Regions from separate parts of the Homo sapiens genome. Here region 1 is linked to region 2. Evidence: chromatin loops called from intact Hi-C (ENCODE). Cell type or tissue: HCT116. All regions are shown on one strand. Each heading gives the region's core, and the rest is flanking DNA. Links, peaks and the distances in the headings are about the cores only. Region 1 has its middle 15 kb from the start of MTUS2. Region 2 has its middle 110 kb from the start of SLC7A1.

Region 1 (5,379 bases), core at 88-5,087, 900 kb after region 2:
TACCACTCTGGCCTCATCTTTCTCTTTTTCTTTTAGTGCCTGGCTTACTTTCTTGTGAATTTAGCTATGCATTTAAATGTGTCATTATGGCCTGAGTTCTCCTAAATGCAGACCATGAGACAAAATCTTATGTGCAGGTAATTTATTTGGGAAATGATCCCAGGGAACAGCAAAAAGACATGAGTGAAGGGGGGAAAAACAATATTAAAATTCATTATCAAGTTAGCCACTGCTCCAGATGACTTATGCTTGATCTTGCTGGGCTCTTATAAAATGCATCACAGATACATCTCCTTGCGTCGCTCATATCTCTTGTGCTTCCTACTAAACTCAATTCGTAAAATAGTTCCATTCTCAGTGGCAGCCAGCAGTAATCTCTAAAAAGCCTTAATACCAGTGGGTTAGAGGACCAAGCTACAGCCTCTTCTGTTGTGCCTGGTGCCTAGAAGGTAACTGATAATGAACATTTTCCTCCTCTATTTTCCATTCCAGATTTTCTTTACCTCTGCCAAGACTTTGGCCAGGCTAGTTTACTTGTCAGGTGGGGCTTGGCCCCTTAGTGGCCTTGTCTCTGTTTAGCCATGACCTCTTCAATTGCCCATTCATTGCTGTTGCTGGTCATGGAAGCACTCCCCTGCATTCTGGCATACTCCTGCCCACCTTGCGCAGCAACAATTGTAGCTCCTCACGATAACCAGGATCAACATCTCCTGCCAGAATAATAACTACTTTCTTTGCCTGCTGGTCTATTGGCATGGGAAGCTCAAAGTGACCAGATGGTAGTTGTACCTTCAAGTTCTTTGGAACTATTGCAGTGATCAGAGCCTCTAATCCAGCAAAGTCCAAGGTTTCAGAGGAAGCACACATTATGAGTGGGTCACTGGGAGTATTGATGAGAGGACCTACTCCTTCTTCTGTTCTGTGGTTCTTGGACCAATATATTTTAGCTATTGACCACACAGCACCACATTAGCCAATAGGTTAGCACACATACCTGAGAAGGTTTTGCCACAAAATATATGTATATACGTGTGTGGGCATGCAGGTTTGTGAGTGTATGTATAAGCTTCTTATTCCTGGAGGAGGGTCTGTATTTTTCTGCTCAGGCCGAGCTGAAAGCCAACATTGGGTACCAGCATGGAGGCAATGGCGGGACCACGTGGGCAGATCTTGAAGAGCACAACACCACGTCATGGGGCATAAGCCTTAGGTGATATTTACACAGGAAATCAAGCAAGTGGAGTTTTCTCTCCTCTAGCAAGAGGGAATGACCTGCTTCTACCAGCCCAGATGTTCAAGGAAATCTAGGGATTCAAAATACTCAGGCTTGTCAGCCCTAACATCCCTATCCAAGACCTCAGGACCTTCTTGTCTTGTATCAGAGCCCTGATTCTGACACGGGAGACCAGTTGAGGCTGTGCCATCAGTCTCCTGGGAAGCTCTGCCACAATCCTTATAATTATTTTCCCCAAACTGTTACATTTTAAACATACTTCAAATCTCAATGCTTTCATTTCCATTTTTGCCTCAGTCTAATCCATCAGATGAGAGAATCTTTTTTTTTTTTTTTTTTTTTTTTTTGAGACGGAGTCTCGCTCTGTCGCCCAGGCCGGACTGCGGACTGCAGTGGCGCAATCTCGGCTCACTGCAAGCTCCGCTTCCCGGGTTCACGCCATTCTCCTGCCTCAGCCTCCCGAGTAGCTGGGACTACAGGTGCCCACCACCGCTCCCGGCTAATTTTTTGTATTTTTAGTAGAGACGGGGTTTCACCTTGTTAGCCAGGATGGTCTCGATCTCCTGACCTCATGATCCACCCGCCTCGGCCTCCCAAAGTGCTGGGATTACAGGCGTGAGCCACTGCGCCCGGCCAAGAGAATCTTATTAATTTTGGTGCCACTGCGTACCAGGATTATCACTCTCAATGTATGCTAGCAATGGAGTCCTTATTGCTGTCTGACTGGAAAGTGATCCAGCCAAAATCCCATCCTGAGGGGCTGTTTTCCAGAGCTACTTCTAGAACTGTCTTAGCACAGGTTGCCCTAAAAGCAGAGAACGAGGGGGTGTAAGAGGAAGTTCATGTTCAAGTAGATTACTGGGTAAATGATCCCAAAAAGCAGCTATATAGAAGGCAGTTGTAGAACATGGAAGGAGGTCATGTAAAATATTGGATGCTTTATTGAGTTGGCCACTCAGAAGGTGAATGGCATCGGATCTTTCCAGGTCCTTTGAAAGAACATGTTATAAAACGCATCTCAGAGCACCTCTGCCTGGTGGCGGCACCGTCTGAAACATAAGGAGCGCCCTCTGGTGGCCACACCGCCTGGGAAGTGAGGAGCGCCTCTGCCCAGCCGCTGTGCAACCCTCCAGGTGTGAAGTGGCAGCCTTGTGTGTGATCTTTCTGCCCTCCTCAAGTTTGCATTTTCCACAGTAAAGTTTACTTTTAAATTAGAAGATTTAAATTGGGGAAGATTAAAAAATGCGTCTCAGAAATATCCTCCTGGGAGATGAAAGGGGACACTCTTTTAGCCACTGGCTTCCATTTTCTATTGGTCAAGGGCGGTGCAGGAGTTTTAACTCACCCACTCAGCTAGAGTGTGCATGTGTGAGAGATGAGAAGTGTCTACAGGTACCCCATGCCATGATGCCAGAGATTCTTCAGGGAGGAAAGCGAGAGATCCACAGGGCATAATCAAGGTGAGGGTACTGCCTGGTTACACTGGCATGAGGCTGGTCTAAGCCTCTTGAAATCGGTTGCTGCAACAGCAGCTGGAACAAACAGTGGGACCAAGGGAATTTGCAGAGATCTCACAAGCAGCATCCATCACAGCTATTCATTGGATATTTTATAGTATTTTAAAGTATTTAAGTCAGGAGTTTTTTTTTTCCTAGAATATGCAGTCTCTCTAAATCTGGAAGGAGAATAACCACACTAGTCTCTGTGCATGTGTCTATGGAGTTGGCTTGAGAAGTCTCACAGTGGGATGGGAAAAGCACCAAATATGTCAAAGCCAGAAGATATTTTTTCTGGTCTTACATTGGCTATATAACCTGAGCAGGTTACTTAGCTTCTGTGAGGCACAGTTTCTCCATCAAAAAGGAAGGGGAATAAGAAAAACTGTGTCACCTCCCTTGTAGGACAGGAATCAAAGATGTAATAAATGCAAGTGTGTTTTATAAACTGAAAAATGCCATACATATATAATTTATGATAATTATAAACATTAAGGCATATTCTTGGTGACCTGGCTGTCCTCTGCACTCCCAGAACAAAACCCACACTGAGACTTGGGCTGTTGATAAGAAAAAAATTGACATGAGATGGATGCTTTCGAGGAGAGAGAAAAAAGTAACCAGATGTGATAGTATTCTTTACAATGAAGCAGACGTGTTCCAGTCACATAAAATGTGACCAGAAGCAAGGTAAATGGAACCCTTGTGCACTGTGATGTGAATATGAGATGGTACAGCCACTGAAGAAAACAGTGTGGAGGCTCCCCAGAAAACTAAAGACAGAACTACCATATGCTCCAGCAATTTTTCTTCTGGGTATATTCCCAAAAGAATGGAAAGCAGGGACTCAAACAGATATACGCACACCCATGTTAATAGTAGCATTATTTACACCAGCCAAAAGGGAAAAGCAACGAAGTGTCTGCTGATGGGTGAATGGATAAACCAAATATGATCTATCCCTACAATGGAATATTATTCAGCCAAAAAAAAAAAAATCCTGATACATGCCACAACATGGATGAACCATGAGGACATTATGCTAAATGAAATAAGCCAGTCACAAAAAGACAAATACTGTACAATTCCACTCATACAAGGTACCTAGACTAGTCAAGTTGATGGAGACAAGAAGTCGGATGGTGGTTGCCAGGGGCTGGGGGCAGGGGGAATGTGGAGTTGATGTTTAATGGGTACAAAGTTTTAGTTTCACAAAATGGAAAGAGTTCTGGAGGTGGATGGTGGTGATTGTTGCACAACAATGTAAATGTACTTAACACTGTTTAAAAATTGTTACGGTGGTAAATTTTATGTGTATTTTACCATAATTTTTAGAAACGTAACCAGGGATTGAAATAATATAGAAGGCAAAGGGGCGATTTTCACAAGAGCACCCACGGCATCAAGGATCAATGGGATCTTTGTCTTCCTAGGCGTTTTGTCCTGGATCTGCGTAAGGCTGGGGGTGTGTGTGCAGGCATCTCCATCCAGTGATGGGGAGCCATACCTCCCCATTTCAAACACACTGCCCAGCTCCTGGGTACGTGTGCCCCATAAGTCCTGCTCCACATACAGAGGCTCAGGACCGCCCAGCTTCTCCTCATCCTTCCGCTGCTGCTTTGCCACCACCAACCTGGTTCCAGGGAGAATGGTAATCCTTTCATCCTGAGCAGGGAAAATGGAACAGAACAACCAAAGGCCCAAAGGCAGACCACTCTAGCTTCTGGCCGTGTTGCTTAGAGCCAGCCTTAACTGTCTTTCCTCCCTTAGCAGGGTTCATGACACATTGCCTGCAGTTACTAAATACCATCAACACCGCCTCCTCCAATGTAGATTACATAGTTGGTTACCGTTCTTGAAAATGGCCTATGATTTACTTTTGGCTTTAATATTCAAGAGCTGAAGGACTTCTTTTTGTTCTTCTAAAATTTGGTTACAATTTGGAGTACTATAGCTAACACCCTAAAGAAAAAAAAGGCATAAACTGCGTTGGCTGTTTTTGTCTCAATAATGCACACTCCTTTTGTAAGTTTGCCTTGAAAGTCTGTTTTTACTGAGATTTGAGATTGCTCTGCTTTTTGTTTTCTAGTGGCAAAAATTATGGGAAATGAAACAAAATCATAAATTCTGTCCCTAGACCTGTGGTAAATTCCCCCAGGCAATTATGTTTGCTGTGGCGAAAACATTAGTAAAATAAAATGCCTGCAACCCTCTTTGTGCTATTTAAATTTCAAATGCATTATAAGTCCCTTGGGAATATGACATTAATTTAGGGCTATAACTAAAATTCCGTATTTTAAAAAACATGTTATTTGCTTCCCTTTGCTTTTTTTATATACTTAATAGTGGATTAAACTTTAGTTATTATGGCAAAGCCTATTGGAAAGTGTACACATGGATTTTACCACAGAATTTGCCGTAGAGCACACAAAGAATCCTTTTCAGGAAACCTGATCTATTCAAACTAGTTTTTCTGATGTTTCCCTACCTGTTATTTATGTTAAAGATCTAAAGTCCTCATCACAGAAGACCTTGCAAGAGGCTTTCTTAGCAGAATGACAATCCCCTAGCATTTTACCTATGATCTCAAAAAGGCATTTCTCTGCCAAGTAGTAAATATTAACCCCCAAAATCTGAATATGATTGTAA
Region 2 (5,379 bases), core at 227-5,226:
AGAAGGGGAGCCAGATGGATAAGCTGAGACACAAAACACACACAAGCAAAGGCTGCTTGGGATGCCAGCAGAGCACATTTGCATCTGGGGTCCAGAACAGGGCAGTCACAAGGGAGTCTCCTTGGCTTGGAGTTGTCTAGACCCAACATCCAGCTCCCAGGACAGAGCCTGCCCCTAAACAGCAAGAACCCAACCACCTTCCACATGGGGCAATCCCTGACCACACTGGGATAGGTGGTCCAAATTGGCTTTATTAGTGAATTCAGAACACAAACAATTCATAGAAAAATCAGTGGATTTCTTAGAGAATTTAGGCTCAAGGCTGATGCAGAGGTCTCATCAGAGACAGATTAGGGAAAGATGATTTCTTGGTTGCTATATATAATTTTTCCTTTTGCACGGTGCCATTCCAAGGCAGCCTAAATACATTCTGTTTGCAGTGCTGGCAGGGTGTGGTAGAGTATCTTGCATGTGGTGGGCCCTCAATACTATGTTTGGTGATAGAGAGATTTCCTTATTTGATCAAGCCTTGCTGCATCCAGGAGGGAATCAATAGTTAAAAATGTCTGCTGCTGAATTGCTTCTCAGGCTCATTTGCCGGCGGTGAGTGACAGAGGGTGTTGCCAAGCAGGCTTAACTTCTATCTGCACCCGACAGATACCTATAATTAAAAAATTATACATTTTGTATTTACTTACAAACACTGAAGCAATTTTCAGAGTGTCAAAAACAGCCTGGGAGAGAGCATCGCAGTGAGAGGTGACATTGAGCCAGGTGCATTAAGAGCACAACAATAAATAATCACGTTGCCCTTTTCAGAGCTGCGACGCATGACCCGTCCAATTAAGCCTCCTGCAGTCTCCTTCTGATGGCCCATAGTTCACAACATCCTTCCCACATTTGTTATAACAGCTTTGTTTTCTGTATCCGCTTTCTTTCACAGTTTGCACCCCATGCAGTCAAATTTCGTGCTTCCAAAATGAAAAATAAAACGGCTAGTTCTCGTCTCTTTGGGGGAAATTAGTCTTATTTCTCCCATAAATCATAAGCATGCTTCAGCCGTAAACAGAGCATTAGCAACTCTGGAAGTACATTAACTTTCGGGTATTGGCAAGACCTGAGGTTACTGAGAGTGATTTATTTGTTGATTTTGACTTAGGGAGGGGAAGGCAGGTAGCTGCAGAGTGGGTGGGAGGTGTGGATTATTAACCATTTCAGTAGAAGGAAGTAAGTTCTCATCCGGGCAGCCCCGGTTTATGCTGGTTGTCACAGCATAAGTATTAAGAGCATCCCTTTCCCTCTAAAAGTGTCCCAGCTTGGATGATAAATTATATGGTCACTCTGATTAAAGTGCAGTGAAAATAAGGAGCAAAATCTTGTTTTGTGAATGAAGCCAGACACAAAAGGCCACATGTTGTGTGATCTCATTTATATGAAATGTCCAGAATAAGCAAATCCATAGAGGCAGAAAGTGGATTAGTGGTTGCCAGGGGCTGGGGGTTCCTGGGGGAAATGGGAAATGATTGCTAATGGGTATGAGATTTCTTTTTGGGGTGAGAGAAATGTTCTAAAATTGATTGTGGTGATGGCTGCATGACTCTGTGAATATCCTAAAAACCATTGAATTGTACATGTTAAATGGGCACATGGGATGGCACATAGATTATAGGTCAACAAAGCTGTTCTATTAAAACAAAAGTTAAAAAAAAAGTTAAACTACATAAATCCCACAAAGGGAAAACAAACAAACAAACAAAAAGCTTGCATTCTGTCTTTCTGCTCATGAGCACTCTACCCTCTCAGGGCTGGTCCCTCTGAAACAGCTGATTCATTTGAAGGATGTGGTGGCACATGCGGGGATCTGCAGGGCCAGCCTCTTGCATACAACTGTATTTTTATGACCTTGTTGGAGCAAGAAAGGGAGCGTGAGTTTCCCACAGTCATTGCTGAACATCAAGGTGTGTGCGTTGGCCTTTAAATGGCAGGGGAGCTGGCCGGGGGACCAGCAGGAACATCAGGTACATAAAGAGCCCAGCAATGACGGCTTGGCTGGAAGGAAGAAGACGGAGGATTCTGATAGGGACTCACCCTTGCCCAGTCATGTCCAATGCCACTGAGTTCCCATTTAGGGAGAAGAAGAGAGGAGTTATAGGATGTGTGTGAAGGTAGGCGTGGGGGGGAGCAGGAGTTTCAGCCTCCCCAGAGGAATTGAGCCCATGATTCCGCAGGTAGCACAGGGGTGGGGCCAGATCTGCCCTCTGAGGTCAGGAACTCTAGGGAACACAGGACAGCCACTGAGGGGCCTCTTGATGCTTAGACCTCTCAGCCTAGTGCTTTGAAAGGGATTATGGGACCTAGAATGAGCCCTGTTCCTGATCCATCTCCCAGCATTGGGATCCTCCTTCAAAAGAAGGGAGTTGAAACGTGTGAGGAAACTAAACATTAACCCTGCACATTTGTATATCCTCACCCCCTAGAACAGAGTCTGGCGCTCAGGAGTATGTGGTTGGACAGATGCACAACACACAGGGTTCAGATGAGCTGATAAGGTTCCCTGGGGTAGCCTGTGTCCCAACCCAAGGCCCAGGGCATTTGGTCTGGGTCACCAACAGAGGGTGCTAGACACCTTCAGAACAAGGCTGGGTCTGGGGCCGGGGCCTCTCTGGAGGTGATGGAGTTCTCTCCTCATTGCAGACAGAGGTGGAGCCGGGGCAGGACTTGAGCCCCAGTATCCACACATTCAGCGAAGGGAGGAGACAAACCTGTTCCCTGCTTGGGCATTTCCCCAGCATCACAAAAGGAAAACCAACCCCTTGAGTGGATAGAGGATAGGATCTGTGTTGGGTTTGCTCACTGGTCTATCCCCAAGGGCCTGCACACAGTGCCTGGACAGAGAGGGCATGTGAGAGTAGGAGGGAATGTGGGAAAACCAGACAGGAGCGGGGCCACAGTGTTCTGAGGCTTTATCTCTGGCCTTTGCCTAGTGAGTCTTGGAAACAAGAGTTACACATGAACTCCTGTACACCACACAGTGGAGTCTGTGCCTGGCCTGGTCTTTCAGCCGGATAGAGCTAGGTACGGACAAGGCCCAAGCAGGTCTCACTAGCTTGGCAGAGAGGACAATTTCCAGGAACTTGCACCTCTTCACACCACCCCATTCCCCAAACCAAGTCCACAAAAACAGAGGAGACAAAGCAAAGAAGGAACAGAGCAAAAATGAGATCAAAACCCTCCTACAGAGGGCCAGCACTTTAGGCCACCATGTCTTCAGGTGAGAGTGTCCATTTGATGTTTTGAGAGTCAGAGATGGGGCTGCTGGGGCCACAGGTGAATCCAGGAATGGAAGAAATGGAACTGAATGCATCTTCTGTTGAGCTGCTCGTCATATAGTTTTCTGTGTTTCACATACTTGTCTATTTTTCCCTTTATTGCAAGGAAATACTCGTTGTGTGCAAGGAAATCAGCAGGAAAAGAGGGCAGTTAGGAGTCAATGGGAGAGCCAGACAAACAAGGGAATGCTGTTCTTCAGAAGACGAAGCCTGGCAACTACCACCCAGGGCTGGCGGTGAAACACTAACACATCCGCAGGCATCCCCTCTGTGGGAAGCAGTCTTGCCACGTGCAAGGTTGCTCAAGGACAAATGTTGTAAGGACAAATCAAAAGAGCTTATGATGTTGTCCAGTGCGAGTCGCTCACAGTAGCACATTCTGCTGAGAGGGTCGGGTGTTATAACAGTGAATTGATGAGGAGGAGTTGAAAAGTTTCTTTTTCCTGTGGGTTTAGAGTTCCCGCATAAGCTTGAACAGTTGAAAGTGCTTGTGAATTCCTTATTTTTTGTTTTAAATTCTCCTGAGACATGTTCCATAGGATCTTAGGATTTTAGAATGGAAAGGAAAAAACAATGAGACTTTCAAAGTCTCTTCCTTATATTTACAGCTGGAGAAAGCCAAACACTGTGGTGGCTAGTGTCTGACCCACACCTCAATACACACACCACACACACATACTCACTTATCCACTCACACAGAGAAAAAAGAGTAGTAAGGATGAATCTTCCTGATATTAAATACCAACCAAAGGCCATTGCTTTGCATCTTGTTTATGGCTCTGCAGCTCATGTTAGGGGCCCAGCTCTCCCAGTGGCTGTCGAGTTCCCTGAGCACCACCAGCCCTCTTGCCAGAGAGTGTGAGTCTTGGCCATGTGGTGCCTCCCTTGCTTCTCAAGGACTTGGAAAATGTTCTTAGAGTGAAACTAGAAAAATTTACCCATAAAGGATTAGCCATCTGTGAGAAATAACTAAGAAGAATTATTGGTAAACATGTCACCAAAGACATTGGAAACATCCAAAACTCAAGCTGACTCAAGGAGGAAATGCAGCCTCTGGTGATAATAGAGTATGAGGGGTCCTAGCCATGCCCTGTTTGGAGAAGGGCAGTGAGAATCCACAGGATGGCTTGCTCTGTAGGCCAAAGGCATGGAGAAAAGGGTGGAAGTCAGGGAAGCCAGGCTCACCTCCCCTTCTCCCCACACACAGGGAGCTGGGGTGCTGGTTAAACCTCCAGAAGCCACCCAGCAAGTCTGTCCCCAGAGTCAGGAGGGAGATTCCCTCCCAGCACCTGGGCCAGGAGAACATTCTGAATGTCGACCAACACCAGCATCTGATTTTCTGCCCTGGAACTGTCTACAGAGGCAGAATGCCCTGAGCAGGTGGTGGCCTCCCCTTCTCAGTGCATTTCTCACTGTAAGTGCATAACTTGTTACTCTGGGGTGGGGGAAGTATAAATAGTAAAACAGGCCCAAGACAAGAGCAGTGCTCTCTTTATTAGTTTTCTGGGGCTACTGTAACAAATGACCACAAATTGAGTGACTTAAAACAACAGAAATTCATTCTCTCACAGTTCTGGAAGTCAACAGTTGGGAATCAAGGTATCAGAAAGGTCACACTTCCTCTGAAGGTTCTAGGGAATAATCCCTGTTTGCCTCTTTCAGCTCCTGGTGGCTCCAGGCTTATTGGCTTGTGGCTGCATCACTCCAGTCTCTGCTTCCTTCTTCAGGCAGCCTTCTCCCCTGTGCATCAAATCTCTCCCAACTTTCTCTTAATAAGGATACCTGTCATTGGACTTAGGGCCCACCCTAAATCCAGGATGATTTCATCTCAAGATCCTTAACTTAATGACATCTGTAAAGACACTTTTTCTAAATAAGGTCACAGTCACAGGTTAGAACTTGGCCATATCTTTTTGGGGGCCATGATTCAACCCACTACACTGACCCACATCAGTGTCCCAGGCCTGCCATGCTAGGTCAGCCTCTGGGGGATGCACATTTTCACAGGGATAGCCAACCCATGGAACTGTGCGGGGCAAACTGCCTTCAT

What was found. Hi-C counts contacts between places; a loop is a spot of excess contacts. Peaks named below come from ENCODE experiments on the same cell type or tissue, not always from the same donor. Only the 100,000 strongest peaks of a DNase experiment are listed, where the experiment ranks them.
Region 1: a loop joins it to region 2, with 9 times the contacts of the local background. A loop is called at or near these places in 2 of 110 quality-filtered maps.

The regions. Positions count from the first base shown.
Region 1 is chr13:28,802,330-28,807,708 of GRCh38, reverse strand. No RefSeq gene overlaps it. Among named protein-coding and RNA genes, the nearest start is that of MTUS2, 15 kb to the left of the region's middle. In HCT116, for the core only: a CTCF peak has its summit at 2,305 (motif pointing left); a DNase peak (open chromatin) is centred at 2,317.
Region 2 is chr13:29,705,324-29,710,702 of GRCh38, reverse strand. No RefSeq gene overlaps it. Among named protein-coding and RNA genes, the nearest start is that of SLC7A1, 110 kb to the right of the region's middle. In HCT116, for the core only: a CTCF peak has its summit at 2,596 (motif pointing right); a DNase peak (open chromatin) is centred at 2,602; H3K27me3 peaks cover 154 bases.